4 separate regions of the Mus musculus genome follow, and all the other regions are linked to region 1. Evidence: chromatin loops called from intact Hi-C (ENCODE). Cell type or tissue: heart. All regions are shown on one strand. Each heading gives the region's core, and the rest is flanking DNA. Links, peaks and the distances in the headings are about the cores only. Region 1 holds the start of 1700037H04Rik (RIKEN cDNA 1700037H04 gene). Region 2 overlaps Atrn (attractin). Region 3 overlaps Adam33 (a disintegrin and metallopeptidase domain 33). Region 4 has its middle 8.1 kb from the start of Siglec1.

The links. A loop is a pair of places that touch in the nucleus more often than their neighbours do. Peaks named below come from ENCODE experiments on the same cell type or tissue, not always from the same donor. Only the 100,000 strongest peaks of a DNase experiment are listed, where the experiment ranks them.
Region 2: it touches region 1 in a loop (3-fold over the local background); 5 of 42 quality-filtered maps call a loop at or near these places.
Region 3: a loop joins it to region 1, with 6 times the contacts of the local background. A loop is called at or near these places in 4 of 42 quality-filtered maps.
Region 4: it touches region 1 in a loop (6-fold over the local background); 18 of 42 quality-filtered maps call a loop at or near these places.

The regions. Positions count from the first base shown.
Region 1 is chr2:131,157,695-131,165,626 of GRCm38, reverse strand. It overlaps 1700037H04Rik (RIKEN cDNA 1700037H04 gene), which reads left to right and starts at 5,546. Exons shown (of 6, transcript NM_026091.3): 1 at 5,546-5,674. It overlaps Gm14232 (a long non-coding RNA gene), which reads right to left. Exons shown (of 3, transcript XR_003954063.1): 2 at 5,901-6,122. In heart, for the core only: a CTCF peak has its summit at 4,638; DNase peaks (open chromatin) are centred at 4,566 and 5,476; H3K4me3 peaks cover 2,424 bases; H3K27ac peaks cover 2,372 bases.
Region 2 is chr2:130,957,894-130,965,825 of GRCm38, reverse strand. Atrn (attractin) reads right to left here. Exons shown (of 29, transcript NM_009730.3): 8 at 7,678-7,921; 9 at 5,258-5,441; 10 at 4,152-4,306; 11 at 898-982. Among named protein-coding and RNA genes, the nearest start is that of Atrn, 55 kb to the right of the region's middle. In heart, for the core only: a CTCF peak has its summit at 3,785 (motif pointing left); no DNase peak of the experiment used is centred there.
Region 3 is chr2:131,052,076-131,060,007 of GRCm38, reverse strand. It overlaps Adam33 (a disintegrin and metallopeptidase domain 33), which reads left to right. Exons shown (of 21, transcript NM_033615.3): 3 at 1,270-1,346; 4 at 3,216-3,294; 5 at 3,467-3,543; 6 at 3,629-3,818; 7 at 4,029-4,094; 8 at 4,181-4,252; 9 at 4,346-4,512; 10 at 4,643-4,727; 11 at 4,804-4,946; 12 at 5,357-5,534; 13 at 5,647-5,736; 14 at 5,895-6,090; 15 at 6,215-6,323; 16 at 6,420-6,618; 3 more. Among named protein-coding and RNA genes, the nearest start is that of Adam33, 7.8 kb to the left of the region's middle. In heart, for the core only: CTCF peaks have their summits at 3,625 (motif pointing left) and 4,236 (motif pointing left); DNase peaks (open chromatin) are centred at 3,564 and 4,187; H3K4me3 peaks cover 2,959 bases; H3K27ac peaks cover 425 bases; H3K27me3 peaks cover 4,461 bases.
Region 4 is chr2:131,090,918-131,098,849 of GRCm38, reverse strand. No RefSeq gene overlaps it. Among named protein-coding and RNA genes, the nearest start is that of Siglec1, 8.1 kb to the right of the region's middle. In heart, for the core only: no CTCF peak of the experiment used is centred there; DNase peaks (open chromatin) are centred at 2,199 and 3,809; H3K4me3 peaks cover 329 bases; H3K27ac peaks cover 1,741 bases; H3K27me3 peaks cover 225 bases.

The DNA.
Region 1 (7,932 bases), core at 1,760-6,759:
AGGCTCCATGACAGTCAGGGAGAGACCCTGCCTCAAACAAAATAAATGCGTGTATGTGTAGTCCTGTAAAAGGCATTGCTGACTCATCACTGAAACAAACACTGGTAACCTGTGGCTGTACTTTGCTTGTTTCAGGAAATGAATTACCTTTTTTTTTTCTATTGATGAAGCTGTGATGCAACTTGCTTTTTTCCCAATGCTAACTGGAGCTTCAATAAGTGCAAACCCTTCAGATAACAGTTTCAAGAGTTCCTATAAATGGATGGCTATATTTTGTTAGGGTGAGGGATCTCTAAACCTACTGTATTTAGGGTTCTTAAATGCTTCAACCTCCATTCTAGCCCACTCACCGAAGATAGGGGAGAAAGAAGATTAATAAGACAAGGGAGTTGTGGACCTGTTTAGAAGGAGTTGTTTGGGGGCAATTCCACTCTTCATTGTCGGGATAGCAGCAGTCCAGTCCAATAGCAAACACTAAACAAGAATCAGTAGCAGCCGCTTGATCCAGCAGAAACCACAGGCTCTGCCAAATCTGCATGAGTCAACAGAAGCGACAAGAATTAGCCGGAATACCACAAGAAGTTCTTTGGCATGTTTCTCTCTATGACCAGTGAAGACCATCGAAGAAGCAAGACCAGTGCAGCATTGTGTGCCCAGTGAAAACTAGCGAAGTATTGCATGGAATTGAAATGCAAGAACATCCTTTCACTGTTTGTGGGGTTCCATTTATACTCTTTCCAAGCATCATGTGCCCTCTCACGTGTCTGCTTCATTAAAACTTCCCCTCACCTGTCTGCTTCAGGTTTCACTATTTAGCCCTGGTTACTCTACAACTCACTATGTAGAACAAGCTGGACTTGAATTCACAGAGATCTGCCTGCCTCTTGTCTTTCAAGTGCTGGGACTGTGTGCACCACCATGTCTGGTGTGTGTGTGAGTGTAGGTAAATGAATACAGGTGCTGTGCAAGCCATATCCCTCTGGAGTTGGAGGTACAGGCTATTGTGAGCTGCCTGAAGTGGGTACTAGGAACCAAACTTGGGTCCTCATAAGATTACCCATAACCACTGAGCCATCTGACCAACAATCACAGGAAGTTTCTTACAGGGATTTAAATACAGGTAATTTTTGGAGATGGTTAAACAGTCTCTGCAAGGCTTCTCTGCCTCTTTTATGTACTAGGAAATGAGCACAGGGCCTTACCATACTATGCAAGCATTCTCCCCCAGGCTATATTCCCATACTCAATCATTTTTTAAGACTTTTCAGATAATGTTCCACTAATTTGCTTAGTCTGCCTTTAAACTCACTCTGCAGCCCTGGGAGATCTTCAGCTTTTGAACCTTGTGCCTCAGCCTCTCACGTAGCAGGGGGATTATAGGCCAAATGGCACCAGGCCCCAGGAAAGTTAATGTTTTTATATCTAACACTGGAGTTTCAAGTCCAAAGATTATGAGTTGGGAAGGGAAGATGGACATTAAATGGAACACAGTGGAATCCAAGGGCAGAAGCTCCTGAACAAAGTGAACCCGGTGTCAGCTCTTACTGCTTCTGGTCCTCCTGCGCGTGAACTGCAGAAGCAGCGGCGGCGGCCCCCTGGGTCAGCTGCCCCAGGAGTCAGAGGAGAATCAGGAAAATACAGAGTCCTTGTAGGCATATCTGCTAATCTATGTCAGTGAGGTAAGTTAGCAGATCAACAAAGTGTGTGGGTGACAGATCTCTTCCTTGGAGCTTGTAAATGTCAAATTCTGTATTGCTGCTATTTTTCTTCCAATCTTTAAATCTCATGCAAAAATGTCTGTTGTAGCCCGTCCTTATTCAAAACATATGTGAAGGAAAATTTGAAAAATGCTCTTCATACGAGCTAAGTAGCACTTTATAAAGCTACAACAGGCTATATACCAGAAAACCCTAGATATATTCTTAAGAGAAATACATAGTGCATTTATCAAAAGAAACGCACTAAAATTCAAAAGTAGATGTTATTTTTTGTATCCAGTATCTTTTGCTCAATATTGTCTTTAAGAATATCTATATTTTTGCATTCATTCAGCTTGTCCTTTGTCACTGATATCATTGTATAACAACAGTGTAATTTGTTTATTTTATTGTTGATATATATTTGATTTATTCCTGTTTGAGCTTGGCTCAGTAAGTGTTTTACTGCTGTGAACAGACACTATGACCAAGGCGACTCTTTTTCTTTTGGTTTTTTGAGACAGGGTTTCTCTGTATAGCCCTGGGTGTCCTGGAACTCACTCTGTAGACCAGGCTGGCCTCGAACTCAGGAATCCACCTGCCTCTGCCTCCCAAGTGCTGGGATTAAAGGCATGCGCCACCACGCCAAGGCGACTCTTATAAGGACAACATTTAATTGTGGCTGGCTTACAGGTTCAGAGCTACAGTCCATCATCATCAAGGTGGGAGCATGACAGCATCCAGTCAAGAGGAGCTGAGAGTTCTACATCTTCATCTGAAGGCCACTAGGAGAAGACTGACTTCCAGGCAGCTAGGATGAGGGTCTTAAAAATACATGCCCACAGTGACACACCACTCCAACTAGGCCACACCTACTTCAACAAGGCCACACCTACAAATAGTGCCACTCCCTGGGCCAAGCATATTTAAACCATCACAGGGCCTATTACAAATGCTTTGATACACACACACACACACACACACACACACACACACACAGACACACATGGAACCATGTGTGTGTGCCTGTGCACAAGAGAAATAATGTAATATTTTTAGCATCTATCAAACTTGTTTTTGTTTTTGTTTTTGTTTTTTTGAGACAGGGTTTTTCTATATAGCCCTGGCTGCCCTGGAACTCAATTTGTAGACCAGTCTGGCCTCGAACTCAGAAATCCGCCTGCCTCTGCCTCCTAAGTGCTGGGATTAAAGGCATGTGCCACCACTGCCCTGCTCAAACAAATTTTTATTTGTGTGTGTTTGTGTGTGTGCGTGCATGTGCATGGGCTTGTCTGTATGTGTAACCACATGTGTGCAGAGTCCAAGGATACCAGAAGAGGGAATCAGATCTCTTGGAATTGGAATTACAGGCAGTTGTAAGTGGGTGTTGGGAACCAAATCCTGGTTTATTGGTTTGTTTGTTTCTGAAACAGGGTTTCTCTGTGTAATAGCTCTGGCTGTTCTTGTAGACCAGGCTGGCCTCAAACTCAGAGGTTCACCTGTCTCTGCCTCCCGAGTTCTGAGATTAAAAGTGTGTGCCACCACCACCAGGCTCAAATCCTGGTCTTTTGTTTTGTTTCAAGACAGGGTTTCTCTGTGTAGCCCTGGCTGTCCTGGAACTCACTCTGTAAACCAGGTAGGCCTTGAACTCGGAAATCCACCTGCCTCTGCCTCTCAAGTGCTGGGATTAAAGGCATGTGCCACCACTGACCAGCTCAAATCCTGCTCTTAGAGCAGCAAATTCTCTTATCTACTAAGCATTTCTCTAGCCCCCAAGCATCTATCAACTTTATTACATATTATTAGTTTTCCAAGGAGATTTATTATAGTTTTTTTTTTATTTCATAAAGTTCAGACTACTCAGAGCTGGAAGTGGAGTTTGCCTAACCTGCAGTTGCTCATCTCTTCTCATCTACAGCCCTCAACTCTATAGAGACTGCTGTCCTAGCTTTGGATAATAAGGCCTTGGGCCCAGGAAGCTCCTTATAGGTCTGGGCACTTCTGATGTTGCCATACCGTCTCAGTGCACGGGCCCACTGAGAACAATGAGAAACAGCCATAGAACTTCTATCTTGGTGTTCTGTCGGCACTCAAAGCCTTATTTTCCCCAGGCAACTTTCCAAAACCATTTGTGGCCTTTCCTGGAGACATGTAGCATGCTTTAGTACAGGCAGCTCCATATCACAGGTTTTCCCAGGTACCCAAGATGCTTAGTCTAGGAACATGAGGAGTATTGGCAAGATCAAGAAACCACAGTTCTTTTTGTGTGGTGGTCTCACAGTAAGCTAGGGGTGTCTTGCTTTGGGAGTCTGTTAGCACATTAACTTACCTATCGTACATATTCAGAAAGTATGTTAAAAGGAGTTGACAATTAGAAAATTGCCTCAGACAGTAAACTGTTAGCGATTATTCTGCTTTCGATAGAGCTCACCAAGAGATGGGTTTCAAGTGAAAAGCAGCAAAAGGGAAACAGGAATCCTGAAACTGAAAATCAACACACACCTAGGCAGTAAAATAAACGCGAGAAATAGGAATCAGAGGGGACTATGGTAAACTGACGTTCCAGAAAGGCAGGGACCGCTACCCCCAAAGCCCTTGGTTCTTGTTTTGAATGTAAATGTGAGAATGTGTTGTTAGATCTGATATTTCAAAAGAAGACTGGAAATGAGAATCCTTTGTGAAGAAGTAGGATGAGGGGCAAGAAGATGGGAAGAAAAGTATTTATAAAAGTCTCCGGGGGCTATACATCTGCAGGCTGCTTTTGCCTGGCGTGGTGGCCTTCAGGATACTTTGGAGGCACTGTCTGCTGACTTGGAAAAGAACAGATATGGAACACACCACGGGGCTTCTGGAAAGGTGGGAGTAGGGGTTGAGTAGGCTGGGATTAGAATGAAAAGTTCTCAATGTCCGCTCTGGAGGACAGAATTTTCTCAACAGTAGGGAGCGCACGTACCATCCAAAACAACGATAAAAAGTTTGAGAAGCCCTGCTGAAGACAGCAGGGAAGCACTGGGCCCTCTGAAGTAACGCTATGAAAACAATAGCACAGAAAGACTATTTGTTACCAGCGTGCGAACACAAGATCCGAGTCAGGTTAACAGCCATAAGGACACGGAAGAGTCGGACCTTGAGGACTCTTACAGGCAGCGACCACATTCTATCGGAAAAACAAGCAAGCTCTCAGCGGTCCAAGGCCTGTCTCCGCTAGTTAAGTTGGAAGGATCGGGAACCTGTGTGTTCTGACTGCTCTTTCGGCACTTTAAACCTCTTGTCCTAATCAGTGTATATAAGGATAGAGATAGTCGCACACGGACAGGTGGGCCTGTGGCAAAAATCCACAAGCCTTAGTAAGTGCTCTACGAAGACGCCCACACCCTGTCGGGTGGGTCGAGACGCATCCCGCTGCCATGGCGACCGCCTCCTTGGAGACCAGGAGCAGAAGCTCCTGTCCCCGGGGGCGCCCGCGTACGCTCCCTTCCCCCCTTCCTACGCCGCGTGCCTTCTTTGTTCTAATGCTTATTTGGAATAGGGAATGGGTGGGAAAGGAAGACCGAAATCCAGACTCAGTCCAGTAGGAAAGGTGACTGCTTAACTCCTAGACAAAACTGCCGCGGATCGGAAACCTCATGGGGAAGGTCGCTCTGGTCGGTTTCCAGCAGCGGTTCCAACATAGCTCCCATCCCGCTTCATCACCCAAGCTCGTGCCGCTGGGGTGACGTCGACTCGTGGGGCTCAGCCTCCGCGCACACGTGATGTGGAATCTCGTCGTTAATTGGTGGATCTCAGAGACAGCTCATTGGTCTGAAGTGCCCTAGCCCCGCCCCTCAACGCCCCTCAAGCCAATGAAGGAGGAGAGGGCGTGGCGCGAGGCTGATGCGGCGCGGGGCTCTTCCTCGCGCTCTCCAGCCCGTTCTGCTGCTGCTACCGCCGCCTCCGCGGTCGTTTCTGACCGCCTGGCCGCGGGGCTCGCCTGCAAGGTGAGATGGGCCCTCCGGGCTCCGTCTAGTTCACCAGAGACGGCTCCTGGGTCTGAGATCCTCAGCTGTGCTGGAGCTGGAGGCTTTGCTTTCTAGCCTGAGGAACTCTGTAGAAGCGGGATGGGGTGGGGGATGTGGGGTCCTGGGTACAAATGACGGTTAGCGGGCAGGGTACAAGTGACACCTGAGGGTGGGGGCGTAAATGTGGCTGACGTCCCGTTCCTACCTGGTCCTCGTGGCTCTATGTGACCTTGGAAGAGTAGCCTCTGAGCCTCCGGTGCCCGGGCACGATCATGAGGAGGATGTTGATGTTGGGAGTGTCGGCTCCAGAGACTCCTGCGTCAGCCTGGCGAGCTCAGAGAGCGCAGGGCATTATCTCAGATGGACAGATCCGCGGCCTTGCTCTTGGTGTGGGTACGTCTGAGGCCCGTTCTGCTGCTCTTGTCCCCTGAGAAAACAATAACACTGAGGTGGGGCGTGCCACACCCACAGGGATGGCGGTAGGAAAGGCCAGAGGGCCAGAGCCAGAGCCTCTCCAGTGTCTCACAGAAATGGTTGGATTTAGGTTCTGGACCAGTGCTCCTGTTAGTGAACAGGGCTCGGTTGGACAGCTTGAGTCTTTCCTCTTTAATCTTGGTGGTGGGATGTGAAGGTAGGGCATTGCTTTGCACTGGGGTGGGGTGGGGTGGGCTGGGTGGGTGGTGGGTGGGTGGGTGGGGGGTAGGAGCAGCTTTCACCCGTGTCTCTGCTTCTTGGGTGAAAGAGTCAATCTAGAGGCCAGATGAATCCAAGCAGCCTCCTTTGATGTCAGAGGGGGATGTGGGAAGTGAATGCTAGGCAGAGGAGAACCACACAGGTTGGTAGACAGGAGGGACTAACACCCTTTTCACAGGTCAACCCTTCCCTCCACTGTTTGTGAGAGTAAACACCTATTACCGTCCTTGCATCCCTGGCTTTGGGGAAGGGGGCTCCAAAGATAGGTCAAGGCTGAGGAGATGAAAGATTGCTTCCACATGCGACCTCCATGTAGCACTCCCTGTCTGAGACTTCAGTGGGTGTTCTTTGAGCTTTAAGGGGAGGTTGGATAAGTGCTTCTGCTGGGCTGATGATTGAGCTGTGACTGGGTCCCTGGATGGGTGTAGGGGAGGTGGTAGGAAGAATTGAAGGTTGTTTACTGCTCTGACATAGAAAGGGCTTTTATGGGGTTGGGAATGGTGGTTGAAGAATGATTCAGAGAGGAGACGGTAAAAGGTTTGGGGCTGTGCTCCCAGCCACACAGCACAACGCAAGCTGAAATTGGCTCTGTGATACCTTGGGGCTTAAAGGCTGCCTCTGGGAAGAGGTAGGTAATCAGAAGGGAGAGAGAGTGTCACAATGCAAGAGTTCCGTTTTGCCATGGGTAGATCACCTTTGCCTCTTAGCTTGGAGCTTGAGTGCTAGAACAGGGCAGCCTGGACTGGACAATGAAAAAGGCCTTATGACACCGAAGACCCTGGATTTTTCCATAACCACCACCTGTTTACCCACATGCTAGCTCTTTGGGAAGGTAGCTTCAGAGCTTTCCCCGCCCACATTTTAGTCACTCCAATTTCCCTAAGAGCATCTGAAATACCAAGAAGCCCTCAGTGTGCCCCCGCCTGAAGCTGTCCAGGATCTCACCTGACTTATGTATATTTGTTTTTTACTTACTAATTATTTGGAGATATTGTCTCAGGTGGCCCAGACTGTCCTTACAATCACTCTGTAGCCAAGGATGACTTGAACTCTGATCCTCCGGCTTCTACTAACCAAGTCTGCCTGCTGCCATACCCAGTTTTCTCTCCTCTCACTCCTGATTTGTCGACAGCCATCTAAGGGCAGGGGCATCATCTTCTTTGCCAGATGAGGGGCCTAAAGTAGAAAAGGCACCACAGCAGCCTCCTCCATAGTCTTCCCAGAGCCTGGTGCCCTGGAGTGAGGAAAGGAAGAAGGGCAGGGGAGGGGCCTCCTTCATCTCTTAGCTAGTTTCTGAGAAGCTGAACTCTCCGAGGACTCCTCCAAGAGTGACCAGAAGTGCCTTTCTTCCGGTGAAATTGCCTTTGCTCTAGGAACCAAGTCCCCAGAGCTCTGTTTTTGTGGTGGTTAAGGGTTGAGGAGGGAGAGTAGAGGGTGCTGGCATTTTCACAGAGTCCTAGGCACAGCCACACAGGCCCAGAGAAGAGCAGGCAGGCCACTGCTTACTCTATTGGAGAAGTGAAATGGCTTGTCCTCACAGCCAA
Region 2 (7,932 bases), core at 1,521-6,520, 200 kb after region 1:
CCACCAGCAAGGCCAGGTGACATGATACTTGCCAGATGAAAACCTCAAGAGGCATTTAGGGCTTTTTCTGAGGAAAGCATCAGATTGTAATTTAAGATAACACTCAAGTTAACAAGATATTTAAAAAATCTTTCCACTTTAGTCTCTAATCATACAATGGTCTTGCCACAATCCCCTATATACTTGTAAAACACTAAATAATCACATGATTAAAGATATCATCTTTCCCCACTATCTAGCTTCTAAACGGTCATTCTTCACAACTCCAGAATGGCACTTTTATCCTTTTCCTAATGCAAGTTAAATTACTTGTATTAGGAAACTCCAACAGAAAATTTGAATACCTGTAGGACTATATAATGTAAGCATTAGAGTATTAAAGAAAGAAGCAGAAAGCAGTAACAGAAGCAAAATAAGAAAAGTCAGCATCAGCAGGCTGTTAAGTTTCTCAATCTTAAAGCACACTTTCAAGTGACTAGGTAAAATGGCCATTCTGCATGTCCCTTATGGCAAATGCTGTGTTTGCAGAAGGCAAAATGCTGAGGTCAGAACTCAGGATCTTGTGCAAGCTAGATAAACACTCTATTGCTGGCCCACAACCCTAGTCCTTTGCATGTCCTTTACAGGACTAAGGTTCCTGGAGCAAATGGAAAAAGAGCTCTGCTGGTCAGAAAAGTATTCCTGAGCACACACCTGGATATAGTGCAGACTTCAGACTTGCTCTTTGACCCCATAACCTCCCAGTCCTATTCCCCTTACCTTATCGTGCACTTAGAACTGCCTTCTCTCCTTTTTTCTCCCCAAACCTCTTACCATTCAGATACAACTGTTAGGAAGTTGATATTAAAAATGAATATAAGATGTAAGACAGTAATAGAGCCTTTGCTTTCCAATTACCTGTTGTACAAGACTGCTGAATGGCCAAATCTGTTGACATCATGATGGAGCTCAGGTCTGGGAAGCACTGACCATCGGTCACAAGCTAAGGGGGAGAAAAACACATTTCAGAGTAGGTTGTCATATATAGTCCATGTGAACTCTCAGTCTTTATAGAAAAAAACATAAATTTTGAACCCAGCACTCAGAAGGCAGAAGCAGGAGGGTCTCTGTGCATTCAAGGCCAGCCTGTTCTACCTACTGAGTTTCAGACAGCCAGGTCAGAGAAACCCTGTCTCAAAAAAAAAAAAAAAAGGAAAACAAAGAATGCCTCATCCACAGCCTCATACCACATGCTTGTCTGTCTTTTAGTTATGTTATTATGTGTAAAGGAAAGCAGCAACAGCAGCAGCAATGTTTCAGGGCATGAAATAAATATACTGCACAGAACTTCTAATTAATGTAGTCATTCATCACCCACAACCCCCCTCCTGATGGTCACCACTCTGCTGTCTACCAGTTTTCCCTACCAGAATGTCTGCTTTAGTATTTGTGGTGCTAGGGATCAGTCCCAGGGCCTTGTGTATAGCAGGCAAGCACTCTACTGCTGAGATGCATCCCCGGAGCACCACAGTATTTTCTAACTTAAAATTTTTAATGCTAGGTATACAGCTATTTTAACTAGGGCACACATCTGTAATCCTAGCACTTGGGAAGGTGGAGCCAGGAGAACCAGGAGTTCAAAAGAGCCTCAGCTACAAGTACACAGCAAATCTGAGGCCTTTGCAGATAAGCTTTAATAAAAATGAACACACAGAGCACATATTTCACCTATGTCCTTCCTCAGCCGCCTGCACCCTAAATTAGGCTAAAGGATTTCTTTGTTGACAAGTCTGAAGGATTCTCCAGTCATTTTTAGCCACTCTTCTGGCCATTAACATATCTCACAGGTCATCAATCTCACCTATTTTCTCCCTGCTTCTCTGACACTCTCTTTAGTCTCTACTCTTGTTCAGACTCTGTTCTCCAACTGTCTCTGACTCTTGCTCATCTTTTATGCCCCACAATAACTCACCTCTCCTACAACCACCTCTCAGCAATCAGCTCTGTCCTAAAGACATCTCCAATTGGATATGCCCCACACTTACTTCATTCTCTTCTTCCCAGATCCTACTCCCTGATTTTATAATTTTTACTATTTTTATTAAAGACACGGTCTTACTAGATAGTTCAGACTGGTCTCAATCTTGCCATATTTCTCATCCTCCTAAGTTCAGGGATTATAGCCATGTGCAATCATGATATGTTTTTCTCTGAATCTGCTTTTAGTTTTGGCAAAGGTGGTCCATAGTAGACACTTGGGAAGAAAGGGCAGTTATATTTTTGTCAAGACACACAACAGCCAGGTACTAGAAGTCACTGCTCCTTCCATGGCCTTGATACAAACCTAATTAGGACTTCTGCAGTAGCAGCCTGCTAACTGTCAATATGCCCCTTCCAGATCACTTATCACAATGCCACCCAAGAGAGCTTCTTAAATTGGTCATGGTGGCCCATAAAGGCAGAGTAGGATGGTTACCATAAGTCTTAAGCCTGCCTGGACCATAGTGTGAGGGCCAGACTTACAAAAAGGAAAAACAAGAAAAATCTAAAATACCTACAACAAAAAAAGTCTAAGACACACATATGATTCTATCACTTGTGAGACTTTACACAAGACCAACCAACGATCCCTGGCACTCTGAATCAGATCTGAACATTCTAGTCTAACAGTCACCTGCTACCTTCTGTGTTACCATGACAAAAGAAAGGTAGCGGTTCAAAAGTCCTAAATATTTGACATGTACTTTCCTGCCTCTTGTCTGCACTAAATCCCCCTGCCCAGGAGGTCTATTTGACTCCCAGTGTCCCCAGGAACAAGCTCAGACAGCTTCTCTTCAAGGCCTCTCCAGACCACCCTGCTCACCCCAGTGGCTTAGGAGTGCTCGGAGGTAATTTCACATCTTTGTTTCAGCCAGCAAGAATCCTCCTGAGTTAAGATTATATTGTCTTCTCATTTCTGCTTCCACAAGCTTGAAGCTAAGGACTAACTATAGTGTACCCCCCATTCTCAATTTAAAAACTCAATGGCTGGCAAAAACACGTTTGTTAAAAACAAACATCTAGGGCTGACAAGATGGCTCAACAGCTAAGAAGACTCACTATTCCTCCAAAGGATTTGGGCACAGTATCCAGCACCCACATGGTGGCTCACAAAAGTCTGTAATTCCAGCTCTGGGGAATCTATGCCTACTTTTGGCTTCTATGGGCACTGAATATACATGGTGTGCTTAACATACATGCATGCAAAACACTCATACACATACAAGTAAACAAAATATTTTTTTTAAAAAATGCCTAATTTAGACTAGTCAAAATCATAGAGATATAGAAAATGATTTCAAGAGGCTGGAGTGAGGGATGAAGAGAGGAACTATTGTTTAAGGGCAGAGTTTCAGTTTTACAAGAAGTCGGCAAGCAGATGGTATTATAACATGAATAACACTAGGAATATATTTAAATCTAAACTACTTAAAACATTAAGATGGTGAGTGTTATTCTGAGCATTTTATCACAATAAGAATAATTTTTAAAATGAATCTCTAGTCAGGTGTGGTAGTACACATTTTTTTTTTTCATTCGTAGTACACATCTTTAATCTTAGCACTCAGAAGAGGCAGGAGGATTTCTCTAAGTTCAAGGTCACCTTGATCTATATACTGAGCTTCAGCCAATTAGACTACATAGTGAGGCTGTCTCAAAATGCAAAGACAAATAAACAGAAAGAACATCACATGGGTGATATTTACACAACAGAGCAGCTGATGTTTATTTTCCAGGAATAAACAGACACTGCCCTCTTCTGGCCACATGTATATTGACATCAACAGCATGTGTAAAACCAGGTTTCTAGGAAACAGCATATCCCATCAAACTTAACATAACACTGGTGGTTACAACTACCACCACTACTATGTAAGGCACTTATAAGAAAGAAGATACCAATTAACTCAACCTAAAAAAAGAATTAAAGCAATTAAGAAGAGTGATTTCACAAAGAATTTAATGTAGTTTAATCCAAAATAATGCTTTTCAATAGATGTGTAACCCTACTCAAATTAAATGCAAATTCTACCACCTGGACTTCTTTTAAATGGTGCAATTATTTTAACATAGTGATCTTTCCATCAGCAAAGAAAATATTCCTGAAGCTAAAACATCTTTGGAAAGCTTACCAATGTCATAAGCCATGAAGTCTGAGGAGAAGCATTTGGCACCGTGGCTCATGGAAGTGTCATTGTGTGTGTTCCCTCCAAACACCAGCATGGTTCCACTCACTATCACAGCTGTATGCAAGTAACGGAAAAATCGGCTGTCCTTAAGAATGGTCCTTTTGAGTTTATTTAGAAATAATAAATATAAGGTTAGTTTTAAAAGAATACTTATTTGCCAATTTAAATGTAATTACTTTATAACTTTAGATTCAAATGTGCAATACTTGATTTCCCCCTATACGTAAGCCACTTCCTTTAACAATCATGAAAATCTGTTAAAATTTCGGGAAACTATATTAAAAGCCCTAAAATGTTCATTCTCTATGGCTCCATAATTCCACTTAAGAATTCCAGGTAAGAATTGTGAAATACAAATCAAAATTTATGCTCAGTGTTTTATTAGTAAGGCAAAAGCCAGAGACCAGAACTTCCACTGCATAGGCTCCGTGGTTCACAGCCACTAAAGACCTGATCTTCAGCACAGCATAAATTGACAGTCAAAGCATGGTCTCTAATGTATGTTGAGAGAGGGGGTCAGAAAGGAAGAGGGAGGGAGTAGAAGGAGGAGGGAAATACAGAGAGACCAGTGCTTTATAATTGCATCATAACTCAAATTTATTTCCATTTGCTAAAAGTACCATACTCTTACAACCCAAGTTTCAGTTCGAAGTGAGTGAAAACCCTATCAAATAGGCACGAGAGCATCCTGTTTGGTGATGTAAATGGATAAAGATGGTATAGCCTATTCATGTACAAGGTTTGATCCCCAACACCAAAAAGAGAAAAGGAAGGATATGCTTTTTAAGTATGGATAAAATCAGCACAGCTTTTATTGCTGAGAATTCTGAAGAGAGGAAACCTTGCTAGAGTTCAGTGAATCAGGTCTAAAGCACTAAGCACTAACAGACAGCAACAGCACCATTAGTACCTTAACTCTATTACTGTATTGATCTCCTAACTTTGTTACATACAATGCTGAACAAAAGTCAAACCATAGCACAGTATTTTTAATCAATTGCCTCTGCAGATTCTAGACTACCAAGGGAAAGCTCTAGGAAAACACCCACCACATCTGAGTATCCACATCGTATCTGTAGAGGTCATCTGCAAGCCGGTATTTGTTGGCGCTGAAAGCCTTGTAGCCACCATGAACGTACAGAGCCTTGGTCCTGTCATCATAAACACTACTGTGGCCATAACCCCCTTGCACAAGAGCACCCTGAGTATGTAATATACTCCATGTGTTCTTTTCTGGATAAGAGACAATAGTTAAAGTCAATGTTGCAGGCTCCTCTTCTTATGAAATAATAAATTATTTAAACGATTTAAACATTAGTTTAAAGTCTAAACACCTTAGAGCAAAAGACGGAAGTTTAGGATATACTTTCACCTTATTATAAAGAAGACCATCTAGACAAGACTGCATCGGATCAGCACTAACTGGACTCAGTGTGCTAACCTTCACCCTGAAAGGGAGGCCATAAGGCTAGGAAGGAGATGCACTGGGAAAGCCTAGAGGAGCTGGAAGGAATGGCGGTGGATATGAACAAGCTATATTGTATACATGTATGAAATTTTCACAGAACAAGTTTTTAAAGATTCATATTTTGTTTTGTTTTGTTAAGCTAGGGTTTCTCTGTGTACCCTGCCTGGCCTGGAACTTGCTCTGTAGACCAGGCTGGCCTCACACTAATGGAGATACACCTGCCTCTGCCCCTTGAGTGCTGGGACCAAAGGGATGCGCCACCACACTGGCAAGATTCAAATTTTTAAAACAAATTCTAAAGATTAAAGATTCAAAGTTCTCTTAAGCAGACACTTAATTCCCTGTGCTCCTCAGTGAGTCCTTATGATCTTCAGATGCACTTTAATGATCTTTAGATGCATTTTCACAGGAATGTCAAACAAATGTTACAAAATTATAATTCTGACATTCCTATTATACAATAAAAACAATAAAATGTAACACAAGATTATACATTAAGGTAAAATAACAGTGCACTGGCCTAATATTTAAAGGACTAGCCAGAATTATTTTAGAGTGTTTACTGTTTTGCATTTTGCTTATTTTGATATCCAAAGCATTTAATGCTATCTTTGGCTCCTTGCAAGCTGACAAGAAGGGCCAAGGCCCTGCCTTGGCTTGGGAGGGGTCCTGAGGAAGGTGTTTCTGGGGGAGGGCAACTTGTCAACAAAAACAAAAAGTCAAATTGTGGGTCCAAGCTGGAGACAGTTTTCCAGTCTACTTTCTCTCTGACCGGCTTTCTCTACAGACAGCTCTCTCTCTAGACAGCTTTCTCTTGCTATTCTTTGCTGAAGGCAGTTCTCCAGGCAGTTCTCTCTTGCTATTGCAAAAAACATTCTGGATAGCTCGTCTCCTGCAGGTCATAAACCCAGTTACTCCAGGTTTCCTATAAATCAGCATCCTGGGACTCAGGCCCCTTGGGAGACAACAAGCACACATTTCCTTTTAACATTACAAAAGAATTCAGAGATCTACCTGCCTCTGTTAAGCACAAAAACTAGTTGGGTATCCTGTCTGGAAATTACCATTTCTACCACACCAAGGTCTAACTAACCTTGCTCTGTTCCAGGCCCACCCTGAACTCAGGACTTTGTCTGCCTTTGTAAGCACAAACTTAGCTGGGTGGCCTCCTCTAGCAATCAGCACTCCCTAAATCTCTTTAACTGCTTACTCAATATCTTTCTGACAAGTTGGCTCACAGCGAAGCTGCTTTTGTTCCTTTAGATCTGTGAAGCCCCTCATACAATTCATATTGCATCCTTCTATTTTTGTATAGTTGAGGAAGTATATGGTTTTGAACTCATGTTCTTTTCCACAGCCTTAAGAGCTGTCCTGAAGGTCCCACCATTTACTTCCCAGACTCACACTGGCTCTGATTATCATGAAGTCATTCACATTAACAGAAGGACATTACTCAGAAGAGGAGCATGAAATATGTACATTATTATACAAACAGGTTTATGTCCATAGTGTGACATCCATGGAGGCCCGGACCTGCTGCCCCTGTCTCAGGGCTGGAACCATGTCATTCTGTCCCAACCAGGACCATGCTGGACTCCTCAGTTCCCCCTCTTTTGTTACTAATTTGAGGGTGCAAACGTTGACTGTGAGCGCTTGACTTGCTTGATGTAGACTAATAGATGAAATAAATATCCCAAATTTCCCTCAGCTTTCCTTAATGCAATATACAGCTGCCAGCTTGGACCTACAATTGGACTTTTTGGGTTTTTTGACACCCCTTTCCTCAGAACCCCTCCCAAGCCAAGACTAGACCTTGACAAGTAAGAAACAGCTGTTGCACAGGGACTTCAACAACCTCAATCTCACCAGTTATCTACTGATACTATTTCAAGACAAGGTACTGGATCAAGATCATGCTGAATTTTGTTACGGTGTCCTAATAATAAGGGCAGGGGTTCTCAGTATGATATTCAAGATGCCTCCACTGGAAAAAATACATACCCAAGTCATATTCCTGCACAACGCTTATATATCCATAGAGTGGGCAATGACCGAAGATGACCAACATGACCACACGGCCAGATGCCAGTGTAACAATGTGTGCTGAGTGTCCAACCACTGCATACTGATCCTTAGCTTTCGGAGTTAACAATACCCATGATTCATTATGAATATGAAATACTCTCAGCTCATTGGTCACGTTCCCTGTTGAATCAATTTTTCCTCCATACATGTAGATTTTATCCTATAAGAAAG
Region 3 (7,932 bases), core at 1,683-6,682, 110 kb after region 1:
AGAATCCCAGGGGGACTCTGCTCTGCGTTAGGAAGCCTGTGAGGCCAGGCCAGGAAGAGCTTTGGCAGGGTGTGTGTATTTCACAAACAGGGTTGTACTGCAGGATGGGGATGGTGCACAAAGGGGGAGGGAGACCCTGGAGCAGAAGTAAAGGCAGCAAGGGCCGCAGAGGGAAGGGACCTTCCACTGGGGCTACTGCCTTTCTCCCAGAGCAGACATTTTCCCATAAAGCAAGAGGCACTCCAACCATATAAGCTCATGTTTGGGCCCTTGTGGAGCCTGTGGCTGGGGAAGTGAGGGCCATCTTCTCTACACCTGCTGCAGAAGGGCCCTGAAAGATTCTTGGCCAGGGTCCCAGCCCAGTGCATTTTGGGATAAAAAGGGAAAGCCATCGTGGGTGGGGAAAACATTTAAAAAAAAAATACAGCAGCCTCCCCTGGAATCTCTTGGGCTAGTTCCAGTTCTGGCTTCTAGCCAGGCTAAGTGGACTAGCCTGAGAGAGACCAAGTCAGTGAGAGAGGAGAGGTGGCTAGAGGGCCAAGGCCAGCCCTTCTGACATCTAGCTAAGAGAGTCAACACTTTTTAGGGAGCCAAAGTTGGGTTTCATGTTTACTTCATGAGTTCAGTTATGAGGCCAGCTCAGAGGAATTTCAGAGGATCGGGCAGTTTGTCAGAACTGAAGGTGGAGGAAAAAGTTTGGGTTCTCTCAGGAATGAGGGAAAGGCAGCAAGATGGAGAGATGTGCAACCAGGAGCTGTGGATGCAGCTGGGTGATTTGGTGCTTGCTTGGCATGTGCAAGGCCCTGGGTTTGATCTATAGCACCCACAGCAAACTAGCAAGCAAGCAAACAAGCATACAAACAAAACAGAAGCAAGGTTGCAGGTAGTACAAGAGATGGCCAAAGCTGTAGCCCACCCAATGACCCACATCACCCTCAGTGCCCACTGCCTCCTGCTTTTCCTGCCTTTTCATGGGGCTCCTGACTATGGCCATAGCATATGTCCATAGCAGACATAACAACATATGCCAGGCAACGTAGCAACTGCTATGTCCGTATATGGTGGTTATGCATCTTTAAGGGTCCGTTGTCACAAACACAAGCACTGAGAACATCTCTAAGTTACAACTCCCACACATATCCACTCCCTGCAATGCGAGAGCCAGCTGTTCCTATGAGCTTTCTCACTAGGCAGCTCTACATCCTACCGGTTCCTGGGCAGCCAGGTGGCCTTGGGGCCTAGTGTGTCACTGCGTTCCTTCTCGGTCAGATCTTGAAGCCTGACTCGGTGCTGGTGGCTTTAGAGGCTGAAGGCCAGGATCTCCTGCTTGAACTGGAGAAGAAGCAGTGAGTACCAGCGGGGGGGTTGCTGAAGTCCAGACAAAGACCCTCTCTGGAGAGGATCAGTGCTTTCTGGGAGGGGGTTGGGGGCTGGGTGGGAAGCAGCAGTGGGAGTGACAGGGAGAGTGGCGGATGTACTTGGGGCTACAGTGGACTGAACCCAACTGTAGGAAGTACATACCTGGTCATCTCATACCCTGGAGCAGCTGGATGGGCGGCTCCCCGCTGGAGAAGAGTGAGCACCAGAACAGACATTGACTGATACCTTAATTCAAAGGGAATTCTTAGGCAAAGGGAACTTCCACAGATGGCAGAAGAAAAAGCTGCGAAGGTCAAATCCAATGGTGACAGTTCATCTGGTCTACCTGGAATGCCTCCATCTGCGTGGAAGAGAACAGAGACATCTGGTCTACCTGGAATGCCTCCATCTGCGTGGAAGGGAACAGAGAGGAGAGGGCTGGGGTGGGGGGCTTCCCAGTGGGGCCGATCGAAGAGGGCATCTTAGTGCTAAAGATCTTGGATGGACCTAAAGAGTCAAAGAACGGGAGGTGGTAAAGGAGAAACACAGTGTCGAAGGAGTGCAGAGGGTAAGCAAGATGGAGGCGTGGAACTGCAGACTCCACCACCAACCACACCACTCGCTCATGTCTGCTTTCTTACGGACATTGCAGAAGGCACTCATTCATTTTATTCTCTCCATGGAATCAGACAGACTGGGAACAAACTGCAAACACCACGCCAAACCACAGTTCCTGACAGTGCCACATCCCTTCCTACTAAACGGTCTTGTACATGTGTGCACACATTGAACGTTAGCATGTATGAGTGCAGCCAGCAAAGCAGCAGAGTTGTAATGTGTGTAAGGATGGCTGGCCGTACAACAGCCTGGGTTTTTGATGGAGGACAATGTGAATTTGGAGTCAGGATTTTCTGTAAGGAAGAGCAATTGAAGTCAGGCATGGAGGTAGAGGCCTGTAAGTCCGGCTCCTCTGGGCAGGAGAAACACAGAGTCAAGTCAGGGACTGCCTGAGTTATAAAGAATGAGTTCAAGACCAGCCTAGGCAACTTAGCAAAATCCAGTCTCAAAATATAAAGGAGTGAGGAAGAGGGAAAGAGAAAAAGAGGGAGAAGGAGAAGGAGGAAAAGAAAAGAAAGAAGGAAAGAAAGAAAGAGAAGGAAGGAAGAAAGGAAGGAAGGAAGAAAAAGAAAGAGAGAGAGAAAGAAAGAAAGAAAGAAAGAAAGAAAGAAAGAAAGAAAGAAAGAAAGAAAGGAAGAAAAGCAGCTATTTATTTATGGTTGCAATGTTCCTGGTGGGGACAGGGAAGAAGCCTGAAAATGGAAACATTACTGATAGAGTCTAGCTCCAGGTAAAGGGACCCTTCCCCGGGTGGCTGAACAGAAGCAGCTACAGGCAGGTGGAAGTCGGAAGTACGCATCACTGAGGGACAGATGGAGACATGAGATCTAGCAGTCTGAGGAGAACTGGAGGGCCTGGGGTCCGCTCAGCAAAGGCAGGAGTACCCTGGCCCTACTTGGCCTCTCTGAGGTAGTATCTCCTGGCACACACACACACACACACACACACACACACACACACACACACACACACCTGCCTGCAGCAGGCTCCACAGCACCAAAGGTCCCCAGCCTGTCCTTCTGGGTGCTTCCCACACTTCCCATCCCCTTGACTAACCCACCTCAGGACTCGCTCCAGACCTTTGTCTTCTTTTTGCCTGAGGTTTTCTCTTTGAGGCACAGTGTCTCCTTTCTCTCTGACACACTGAATGCCTCCGCTAGCACTCAGGGAGGAGAGCTGGAAGCAAGCGGCAGGATGCAGGTCTAAATCCAGTGACTCCTAACCCTCCCCCTTTCCAGCAAGCTTCTGGCCCCAGGATACACAGAAACCCACTACAGGCCAGATGGGCATCCGGTAGTGCTGTCCCCCAACCACACGGTGAGACACTTTCATGGGATCTGAGAACATGGGGAGGGTGCAGCCTCAATGCCTACCCTGTCCTGTTTTGCATTCCTAAGGAGGTTGTAGTCTGCCTTCAGGCCCCACTTCCTCCTTGTCCCACCAACTTGAGCTCCTACTCAGATGTGGGTATGAGCCTCTTCCTCTCTAGGATCATTGCCAATATCACGGGCGTGTGAGGGGCTTCCGGGAATCCTGGGTGGTTCTCAGCACCTGCTCTGGGATGAGGTAAGGCGTTGGGGGAGAGGGCCTGGGGCTGCGGCAGAGGTGAGCGCTTCCTGTTCACACATCCTTGCTATCCACTGCACTCTAGTGGCCTTATTGTGCTCAGCAGCAAAGTCAGCTATTATCTGCAACCTCGGACTCCTGGGGATACCAAAGACTTCCCAACCCACGAGATCTTCCGGATGGAGCAGTTGTTCACCTGGAGAGGGGTCCAGAGAGACAAGAACTCCCAATACAAAGCAGGAATGGCCAGTCTTCCTCATGTCCCCCAGAGCCGGGTAAGGGGTACAGACTAGAGTGGGACTGGTCCTTCAAAGCAGAGGACACAGGAATGCGGGTCCTGGACGGGGTCTCCCTGTTTTAATTCAGAGGCTGAAGAATCAAGTTTGAGCAGAAGTTTAACTATCCCCTCCCCTGCCCGGGGGGATCACGGTGTGTGGCCAAGGATTCGGTCAAGCAGCCTGCCCCTCACCATTTGCTCCTCCCAGGTGAGGCGAGAGGCGCGCAGGAGTCCCAGGTACCTGGAACTGTACATAGTGGCTGACCACACCCTGGTGAGGAGAGACCTAAGAGGTCTGACTGGGCTGGGCGGGAGCCTGCTCAGCACCGTTATGACCCAGGGACCTCTCTGCCTTCTCAGTTCTTGCTTCAGCATCAGAACTTGAACCACACGAGACAGCGCCTCCTGGAGGTTGCCAATTGCGTGGACCAGGTTGGATGATTAGGGCGCTGAAGGTTGGGAGTGAGGCAGTTGAAAAGCTCTGGTGAGTGCCTGGTTCCTGGCTTCAGCAGGTCTCTCCCTCAGATTCTCAGGACTCTGGATATACAGTTGGTGTTGACCGGGCTGGAAGTGTGGACCGAGCAGGATCTCAGTCGCATCACTCAGGACGCAAACGAAACGCTCTGGGCTTTCCTACAGTGGCGCCGCGGGGTGTGGGCCAGGAGACCACACGACTCCACACAACTGCTCACGTGGGTGCCATTTACACACACACACACACACACACACACACACACACACACACACACACACACACACCCCGGTTGCGGGATGTCCTTATTTCCAACTCCACCCAGTCACGCCCTGCTCCATCATCCTTAGGGGCCGCACCTTCCAGGGTACCACGGTGGGCCTGGCACCTGTGGAGGGCATATGCCGCGCGGAGAGCTCCGGAGGTGTGAGCACAGTAAGCTCTGCTGGGGACCTAGGAGGAGAGAGGTTTGGGTAGGGTTTGTGGTCCTCAGTGAAACCCGGCTCCTCAGGACCACTCGGAACTCCCCATCGGCACAGCAGCCACCATGGCCCACGAGATAGGCCACAGCCTGGGCCTCCACCATGATCCCGAGGGCTGCTGCGTGCAGGCCGATGCAGAGCAAGGAGGCTGCGTCATGGAGGCAGCCACAGGGTACGCAAAGAAGGTCGTTGTTACCGGACCTAGACAAAGCGACTGCGTTTCTTTGGTTACCCCTCAGTTCCCTCTTTAGTAAAGATAACAGCCTGCTAATAGGGCCTCGGTGGGAAAGATGCTGATAAGGTGGAGTCTCAGAATGACTGCGGGACTAGGGTACTCCACTCTGATCCTTGGTCCTCCTTGGGGCCCGGACTGCCCGATTTTAGCGTCACAGCCTCCTGTCTCCAGTTCCTAGGCTCCTCTCTCTCTCGATTGCTCGCTTAGCTTAGAAAGAAACAGCACATCTTGAGGGCTGTGTGGCTAACCTCAGGGCCCAGAGTGCAGAAGTAGCCTGAGCTTAGGAGGTGGCTCCAGCACCCGAGATGGTCCCCACACCACCAATGACATCCATCTTCCATCTGCAGGCACCCTTTCCCGCGCGTCTTCAGCGCCTGCAGCCGCCGCCAGCTGCGCACCTTCTTCCGCAAAGGGGGCGGTCCTTGCCTCTCCAACACCTCGGCGCCGGGGCTCCTGGTGCTGCCCAGCCGCTGCGGAAACGGCTTCTTGGAAGCAGGAGAAGAGTGCGACTGCGGTTCTGGCCAGGTCAGATCGTCATCTTCGTCCCTGGGGTTCAAGGCTAACCCATGCTCCCAGCCTTTCCCAGGTCTAGCTTGCTCCACCATCACGTGTTCTGTTCTCTCCTTTCTGACTTCAGAAGTGCCCAGACCCCTGCTGCTTTGCCCACAATTGCTCCCTGCGTGCGGGGGCTCAATGTGCCCACGGTGATTGCTGTGCGAGGTGCCTGGTGAGGATACTGGGGAGCGCCCTGTACATCTTAGCTGGGCTGGGACTTCTAGTCCCTTTTCTGAGTGTGAGTTTGACCCAGTGTATGGGTTCACGTAGCACTCCCTCGGGCTTTCAGCAAAGATCTCTCTGCTTTCCCTTAATGGGTCTCTGGTGTAGTTAAAGTCCGCGGGCACGCCTTGTCGTCCTGCTGCGACTGACTGCGATCTCCCCGAGTTCTGCACCGGCACCTCCCCGTATTGCCCCGCAGATGTTTACCTACTGGATGGCTCACCCTGCGCTGAGGGTCGCGGCTATTGCCTAGACGGCTGGTGTCCCACGCTGGAGCAGCAGTGCCAGCAGCTATGGGGGCCTGGTGAGACCGCACGCTGGTCCTGGTGCCCTGACCAATACTAAAACCTGCGGTTTTCTACTGAGGGCAAGCTCCACCCGTGGAACTGAGGCCCGAGCTGCCCGCTTCTTACTCCCCCTCCCCCCAGGGTCCAAGCCGGCCCCAGAGCCATGTTTCCAGCAGATGAACTCCATGGGGAATTCGCAAGGGAACTGTGGCCAGGACCACAAGGGTAGCTTCCTGCCTTGTGCTCAGAGGTGAGGTGTGATGCTGAGGGTCTGCAGCTGTAAAGTAGGGCGGAGCATGCGGAGGGAACACTCCAAGTTGTTGACCACCTTCCACTTCCTCCCCAGGGACGCTCTGTGTGGGAAACTGCTGTGCCAGGGAGGGGAGCCGAACCCACTAGTGCCGCACATAGTGACTATGGACTCCACAATTCTCCTAGAGGGCCGCGAAGTGGTTTGCCGAGGGGCCTTTGTGCTCCCAGATAGTCACCTGGACCAGCTTGACTTGGGTCTGGTAGAGCCAGGCACCGGCTGTGGACCTAGAATGGTGAGCCCTGCCCACCCAACCCCTCCTGGTTATTGAGTCCTCCATGCCAAAGTGTTCTCCTCACTGCCCAGTGGGCACAATGCCCATAGGTGTGCCAGGACAGGCACTGTCAGAATGCTACCTCCCAGGAGCTGGAACGTTGCTTGACTGCCTGCCATAACGGTGGGGTGAGTAGCCTAAGGGGTCAGGGTGACCTTGGAGGTCCTTGCTACCTGGTGACTTTTCTATCCTCATCTTAGGTTTGCAATAGCAATCGTAACTGTCACTGTGCTGCTGGCTGGGCTCCACCCTTCTGTGACAAGCCTGGCTTGGGTGGTAGCGTGGATAGTGGCCCTGCACAGTCTGCAAGTATGCCAGTGGGGTGGGGGCAGGCAGGAACCACCTGGGCAGTAGCCTGCTTGAGACTCAGCACCCCTGCCCTCCACAGACCGAGATGCCTTCCCCTTGGCCATGCTCCTCAGCTTCCTGCTGCCTCTGCTCCCTGGGGCTGGCCTAGCCTGGTGCTACTACCAGCTCCCAACATTCTGTCATCGAAGGGGACTGTGCTGCAGGAGGGACCCCCTATGGAATAGGTAGGTTCGGTGCTCAGGTCTCTCTTCCTGAGCCTGCCCCCATGGCTCCTGCTTCTCAGAACTCTTCAGGGCTTTGTAGAGTGAGAGGCTACAGGGAGCTGGGGCTTTAGGAAGCTAGATGGGATCCTTATTCTCTAGATGTAGTGAGAGCTCCCAGGCTGTGGGAAGAAGTCCGTGGTGTGTATCACTGCCCTGACCAGCACTTGGTGGTGTGGTCCTTTCCATGGGCTTCCCTTGATTTTTTTGTTTTATGTTTTTTGTTGTTGTTGGTTTTTTTCTGCTTTAAAGAAATTCAACACAGCCTGTGCTCCGCTTTGTCCTGAAGACGACTCTAGCTTCCTTGTCTCAATATCAGCCATCTCCCATGGCCTTTGCCCTAATTACTCCCTTCAGGTCCCTCGGTGCTAGCCAAGGACCCCTTTGTGCTCCCTATAAACTGGCCAGCTATAGTGTTGCTCTTTCTGTGCCAGGACTCTGTGCCTCTGTCCCCTGTAGATCACAGTGCTGTAAACCCAATTTTCTGGCAGGCAGAAATGCCACCTGATAGCACACATTATCTACCGAGGGCAGCCTCCTCACTAGGCCCCTCGGGCAAGTCAGGCACATTATGTCCCTGTCTGAACTTGGAAGTGTTCTAGACCAATTGAGGGAAGGGCAGGGTTGGGTTGGAGATGTGACTAGAGGGCACCTCAGGCCAGAAACAGCACCAGCAGGCCCCAGGAGCCAGTGAGACGGTCTGGGG
Region 4 (7,932 bases), core at 1,309-6,308, 66 kb after region 1:
AAAACCCACCACCACAACAAAAGAAATCAGTGCTTTTCTCTCCGTCATTCAGGCTAAACATGCTGGGTCCATCAACTCTGGGGGCAGCAGGCTTCTGTAAGAACAAGGAGCCTTTAGATCCCATCAGAGCTGCTGGGTCAGGCATGGGGCAGACAGAGGGAATGCCCAGGGTAGACTCCTCATCACTCAGGAAGCACTGTGGCTAGAGAGAGCTGATCAGAGAGGTCTCGAGGCCCTCCAAGGGGCTTTCTGATGACTCCCAGCACACAGAGCGACTGCCCAGGGTCTCTATTGGAGGAAAGAAGAGGAGAACTGAGACTTCTCCACCTATGACATTGATGTGGCAATCGGATGTGAGGATTAGTGAAAGAATGGTTCTTTGGATTACAGTAGAAAGAAAATAAGGCTTTTTAGTAACTGCAGAGAGAGCAGTGGGCATAGTCACACTTTCCTTCCTTCCATTTGTCCTCCTCCTCCTCCTCTTCCTCCTCCTTCTCTCTCTCTCTTTCTTCTTTCCTTCCTTCCTTTCTTCCATTCTTCCTTCCTCCCTCCCTCCTCCCTTCCTTTCTCCCTTCCTTTCTTCCTTGAGACAGGTCTCTCTCTGTGACCCTGGCTGTCCTGGAACTTGTATGTACACCAGACTGGCCTCAAATGCAGGGATTCGCCTGTCTCTGCCTCCCTAGTTCTGGGATTAAAGGCATGCACCACCACGTCTAGTTCTCTAGTTCTCTTCTATTTCTTCCTGTGATAAAAACCAGGCGTCTCCAAGCCTGTTTGCCGTGCACACATTCTCAAGCCTGGGTGCTGTGTAAGTGAAGAATGGGCCCACTACTGGGTTTAGCCAGTATCCCTTCCTGCCTTCTTAGCCTCCTCTCCATCTCTCTCTCTTCCTGCCTTCCCCCTTTTTCTTTTATTCCTTTTGGGCTCTGAGATGTACTCAGCTACTGAGCTACACTCCCAGGCTTCCCCTCCTGGTACCTTTCTTTGATGAATTGCTCTCTCAAGGCAATTATGTGATTTCAGTTTGTTGTAAGTTTCTCCTTAAAGATGAGCTTGCAACTGAGTCCTGGCAGCTTACCTTCACAGTGGCTCATCTGAGGGCTGATGGAGACAGTGGAGACAAAGATAATTGGATAATTAATTGGAGCCCTTGTAGCTTTTAGCTTTAGGGAAGGCTTAATCCCGGGACTGGGTGATATATTTAAGGACCCAGGGTCACAGTGTCTCTCTTCTGCCTTTAGTCTTGTATTTATCCGGGCTTCTCCCAGTGGGAGCATGCCCCTCTTGTGTACTAAACAGGACCCAGCCTGATTGTACCTATCCACTAGAGAATACAGAGCTAGGGCTTTTTGTTTGTTTGTATTTTGAAACCCTGTTTCTCATGCTGGCTTGGAACTTGCTATGTAGTGGCTGGTGGCTTTGAACTCCTTATCCTCTTGTCACTGGGATTTTAGTGGTAATATGGCTTTGGTTGAAATCAAGGCCCTTCTGTCCCCAAGCTCCCCCACACTCTCACCAGTAAAGAGGAGTGAAAGGAGGATGAGGAGGCTCACTCGTGAAGCACTTGCTACATGAGCAGGAGAACCCCTTAAAGGTAGAAAGAGTGAAGCAACTCCACAACGATGTCCTCTGACCTCACGGAACCACACACACACACACACACACACACACACACACACACACACACACACACACAGGTACATGCATATACTCACATGCAAGTACACACACATGCATGCATGCACGTTCATACACACATACACTCACACATGCACACACACACGTACATACACACACACACGCACACACACACACGTACATGCACACCTACACAAAGAATAAATTACAATTAGAAAAAAGAAGAGTGGATTGATTTTGGAACCCTTAACCACAGAATTTCATATTCCTTTCTATTAAAATTTCCTTTTAGCTATTCTATTTAAAATTCCCAGGACTTATTTCTGTTCTTTTCTTTGATGGCTGCTTTATGGTTTTATGAATGTAATGGCGTTAAAATGTCCCCTTTCCTAGCCGTTCTGTTCTTTGTGTTCTCTGTTTGGGTCGGTCTGCTCACCTTTTGTTTACTGGTTCTTTTAGCCAGCAGTGTATCTGGGTGGTTCAGAGCTGGCCTCAGGAAATGGCTGCCCCTGTTCACATTCCATCCCCGCCCAGCTGCTGCACAAACCCCCGGCTCCAGTTTCTTTACCTCCCCGTGACTCAGCTTCCTGTGAACGGAGATGATAGTACAAGCTGGCTCGGAGGCTCCTTAGCCTCCACGTACTGCACTCAAAAAGCTGCCAGGACTGCACCAGGCCCCAGCCCTCAGTAGCTGTTTACTATCCATTTTTTCTTTCTTCCTCCTCTTCCTCCTCCTCCTCCTCCTCTCGATCCTCTTCTTTCTCCTCCCCCTCCTCCTCTTCCGCTTCTTTTTTCTTCTCCTCTTCCCTCTCCTCTTCTTCTGTCCCTGTCCCCACTCCCCACCCCCATGTAGTGCTGGGGGTCAAACTCAGGACCTTGTGCATTCTAGGCAATTCTATTGAGCCACACCCCTAGGCTCCCTCCCTCCCTCCTTCTGTTTCATTATGTAGAATGGGCTGGTCTCTAACTCTAGATTGTCCTTCCTCAGCCTCCCAAGTGCTGGCATTATAGGCATGTACTACCAAGCTTGGTGTTATTGTTTTGTGCTTGTTTGTTTGTTTGTTTGTTTGTTTTAAATTAGGGTCATGTAGCAGGTCCTGATCCCCCAATCTTCCTGCCTCCACCCTCTGAGTGTGGGATTACAGACTTGCATTTCTACACCCAATTCATCTTTCACTGACTTTACAACCTCTCTCTCTGCTCTTTCTCCTTCACCATCTAGTAACTGATCTTTATGCAAGTGGTCCCTGTGGCAGGAGGTGAGATAGCTATTGCTCTTCAAGATGGGCTGAACATCCCACCACTCTGGTATTTAAATACTTGGTTCCCAGTTGGGGGCTGTTTGATTAAGAGTGTGGCCTTCAAAGGGTGGATACTTCGTTCCTTCCTAGAATAGGGAACAAAATACCCCATGGAAGGAGTTACAAAGACAAAGTTCAGAGCTGAGATGGAAGGAAGGACCATCCAGAGACTGCCCCACCTGGGGATCCATCCCATATACAACCACCAAACCCAGACACTATTGCAGATGCCAGCAAGATTCTGCTGACAGGACCCTGATATAGCTGTTTCTGGTGAGGCTAGGCCAGTGCCTGGCAAATACAGAAGTGGATGCTCACGGTCATCTATTGTATGGAACACAGGGCCCCCAATGGAGGAGCTAGAGAAAATACCCAAGGAGCTGAAGGGGTCGGCAACCCTATAGGAGGATCAACAATATGAACTAACCAGTAGCCCCCAGAACTGTGTCTCTAGTTGCATATGTAGCAGAGGATGGCCTAGGCGGCCATCAATGGGAGGAGAGGCCCTTGGTCTTGCGAAGATCATATGCTCCAGTACAGGGAAATGCCAGGGCCAGAAAGCAGGAGGGGGTGGGTTGGGGAGCAGGGCTGGGGGAGGGTATAGGGGACCATAGCATTTGAATTGTAAATGAAGAAAATATCTAATAATAAAAAAAGGAGTGTGGTCTTGCTGGAAGAGGTGTGTTGTTGGGATTGGCTTTGATGTTCCAAAAGATTCATGCTTCCTGTTTTGGATCCAGGTATGAGAGCTCAGTTGCCCCCCCAGGACCTTCAAAAAATCTAGCCAGCAAAGAGCCCCACACCTCTAATGCAAAAAACCCTGGTATCTGAAGGAGGAGGAAGCAGAGGGCTCTGGCGCCCTCTGGGGGAGGCTGGAGGCTCTGCACAAACACTGCAAAAACTGGCTGGGGCTCCTTCACAGGAGCCCAGAGCCTGAGTAGGAGAAATGAATGGACTTAGTAATGAATCTGTAGTATTTACCCAGTTACAAAGCTGGTTCTCTGTCTTGCTTAATGGCTGGAGCAACCAGTAGCCACCTTGGACCATGAGTAGAAGCATTCATTGAATATAGCTGACTGGAAACAAAGGAGTCCAGTTTCAAAATGATCAAGTTGCCAGATACATGGCAGCACACAGCTGTAATCCAAGCACTAAGAAAGCTGAGGCAAGAAGATCACAAGTTCAAGGCCACCCAGGGACTATGTAATAAATCTCTATTTTAACCCATTCACACGCAAACATAAGCTGTATGCCAGTGCTAACTTGAGACACATTCTGGTTTATTTATACTGCTGCTATTTGGAGGTTTGGGTTTTGTAGCCAATTTTCCCCCTTTTATTGAAAATGGGTTCTTTTCTCGTATAAATATTCTGATTATGGTTTCCCCTCCTTCCCCTCCTCCCTTATCATCTGGATCCACTCCCTTTCTGTGTCTTATTAGAAAAGAACAGACTTCTGAGAGATAACAACCAAACTTATCAAAATAAGATTTAATAAAACAAAAGCCATCACCCGAGACTGGACCAGGCAACTCAAGAGAAGGCAGAAGAATCAGAGACCCACTTGTTTACACACTCAGGAGTTCCATAAAATCCTAAGCTAGAAGCTGTACCATATCCACAGAGGACCTGTGTGGCCCCGGGTAGGCCCTGTGCTTGCTGCTTTGGTCTCTGTGAGGTCACACGAGCTTTGCTCTCCTGGTCCTGTCCCGTCTGCCTTCTATTATCTTTCCCTCCTCTTCTGTAGGCTTCCCTGAGCTCTGAGGGGAGGGAGTTGATGGAGACATCTCCTTTGGAGTTGAGCGTTCCAAAGTCTCTCGCTCTCTTTGCATGATGTCTGGCTAGGGGTCTTTATTGTTCTCATCTGCTGCAGGAGGAAGTTTCTCTCACGATGGCTGAACAAGACACAGATCTATGAGTATAGCAGAATACCATTAGGAGTCACTTGATTACTACTTTAAAGAAGACAAAGTAGTATTCAGCTTTACCCTAGGTCCCTGGGCTATCTAGGCTCTGACTCTTGGTCACCTAAACAAGGTTACCATTGGTGGCATGGACCTTAAGCTAAATTAGACATTGGTTGGCTGCTGCCACAGCGGTGTCACCGTTGCTCTAGCATGTCTTGCAGGCAGGACAGTATTGTAGGTCAAAGGGTTTGTGGCTGGGTTGGTGTTATGTTTCTCTTTTGGTAGCATGCAGAGTACCTTTACCAAAGACACCAGACTATAGTGGTTAAAGCTCTGTGTAGGCACCAGCTCGACCTCTCCGTGTTCAATGAGTTGTGTGGGTATTGCCTTCAGCAATGGAAACTTGTTATATCGGTTTGTGGAGAGCAACCTGTTGTCTTGTCAACAGCCTGGGCTGTTTGGGGATTTCCATGGAACCCTTTGGCCAACGACTCAATTGGATATGACCCAGTCCCGTACTGTAAGCTTTGTTTAGTGACAAGAAAATGAATCATGACCCCAACTCCGTGTCCCCCATTATTCGGAGGTTCATGTATTTTATATATTTTAGGGAGTTTCCACTGCACTACATTTCCCATACCACCCCTCAAATGGCCCTCCATTCTAGCTTCCTCTCCCATGCTCCCTCCCCTTCCCCATCTGATCTTCTGTTCCAGCTCACCCACCTCTCATCTTTTTTTTTTTTTTTTTTTTTTAATCAAGACGAATATTCTCTGGGCAAATCTCAAAATATCTCCACAGATGGATTCTTCCACCTAAAATGAGACGGACGGAACCCACTTCACAGCGACCATGCAGACTCACTTCAAGTGCAGGAGTCTCCCTCACCTCAGAGCTGCCTTGGGCTTTTTATTTATGGAGGTTTCCATTGACCCAAGGAAAGGAGGAGGAGAGGAGTTGCCTGCTTGGGCCAGAGAAGCCAATCCCGACTCTGCCTCCTCACGCTAAGGAAGAGCAAACCAGTCCAGGCCTCCAGGCCTTAGCCTGCTAAGGGAGTTGAACAAGTAGGACCTCAAGCCCCCATTGCCAGTCACCAGTAAATCCCCAGAGCTGCAGAGAAACTTGGTATGGCACCTATAGTCACCCCACAGGGTATCAGGGTGGCTCAGGTCTGGCGGGTGCAGGCTCACACAGCTAGACTTTGTTCTAGACCACTGCTTCTGTCTACCCATGTGTCATATCTCCTATCTTGGCCAACGTGCTACCTGTAGCCTGTTCTTTGTACGACAGTGGCAAGGACACATGTGGGGAGGCCACCACAGAAGGACATTTTGAAGAACTTGCTTCTGTCTTGTCCATTAACATCTATTGGTCAAAAAGGTCACAGAGCCAAGACCAGAATTAAAGGCCGGAGAACATAGTTACCTTTGCCAAGTGGAAGAACCTGGTCTGTAAAGTACAGAAGAGCAGGTAGTGATGTGTCAACTTGTCACTGAGGAAGGAATAAATGAGGTGGGCATGGTGCTGAGTTCAAGGCCAACCTGGCCTAGATAGTGAGTCTAAAAACAAAAAAAAAAAAAAAAAAAAAAGGAAGGAGGAAGATGGCTTGAGAGTGGGTAAGCAGGTAAGAGATTGAGCTGCTGAGTCTGGGTTCAGATCTCAGCAGCCACGTAAAATATTCTGGTATGGCTGTTTGTACCTTTAATTCTCACACTCTAAGGGGTGGAGACAGGATCACTGTGGCTTGCTGGTCACCAGGCTAGTCCAGGTTCAGTGAGATGGCCCTGTTCCAAACAGATGTGAAGGGATAGAGCAGGACTTCCCACTTGTGCACACTGTCTGTCTGTCTGTCTCTGTCTCTCTATCTCTCTGCCTCTCTGTCTCTCTCTGTCTCACACACAGACACACACACACTAACAAAAGATGGAAATAGACCCAATTAGCTGCAGCTCCCTATGTCAGCTGCACATAGTAGGCCCTCAAATGGCAGAGAATCTTGTACTATAAGAGTGGTTTGTGGGCCTGGTGGTGGTGGCTCATGCATTTAGTCCCAGCACTCTTGAGGCAGAGGCAGGTAGATCTATATGAATTTGAGGCCAGCCTGGTCTACAGAGTGAGTTCCAGGACAGCCAGGGCTACACAGAGAAATCCTGTCTCAAAAAACAAAAACAAACAAACAAAAAGTAATGGTGGAGTTTTTTTTATGGCTTTGTTTTTGTGTGTGTGTGTGTTTTAGTGTGTGTGTGTGTGTGTGTGTGTGTGTGTGTGTGTGGCAGGGGTTGCCCCCATGGATACACATGCATTTATCTACAGAGGCCAGAAGAGGATGACAAGTTCCTTTGGAGCTGGAGTGACAGAAGGTTGAGAGCTGCCATGTGGGTGCTGAGATTCTAACTTGAGTCTTCTGAAAGAGCAGCCAGTGCTCTTAATCCCTGAGGCATTTCTGTGGTCTTGTTTCCTCTTTATTCAAACAAGGCCTCACTTTGTAGCAGAGCCTAGCCTTGAACTTGAAGTCCTCCTGCTTCAGCCTTCTGAGTGCTAGGATTGCATTTGTGTGCCACCATGCCTGGTTTGGATACTCCCAACCTGTAGGGGGTATAGGGAGACTCTTGGAGGACTTGGAAGGGAATGCCTTGATCCACTTGCCTGTGATGTTCCCAGGTCAGATTTGCCTCCCGGAGACTCTCCCCAAAGGCTAGGTGGTCCAAAGAGACAGGTCTAAGCCTGGCCAGAGAATGAAAATACCGGCCTCTCTTCTCATTTGTCTGGGAGAAAACTTCACTGTGGTCCTGGGTCCCACCTCAGCTGCTCAAGTCCCCAAGTTCTTGGTCCAATGGGGGCTGTCCCATGTCTAAGGCTTTTCCTGTTCCGAGATTGTGCAAGGCCCTCAGCTGCCCTCTGAGCCAGATATCAGCTGGACAGAGAGAGGGTTGAGGGTTCAGGAAAGAGGAAACAGCCCCCAGGACAGGATCCTCCTCTCCTGGGAAGCAGAAGCAGAGAACCAGCTGCTCGGAGTTCTTGGCCTTCCTTCCTGTTCTCTTCTCTGGAAGGCAGGTCAGCCTGCCCAGCAGCCATTTCCTCCCATGG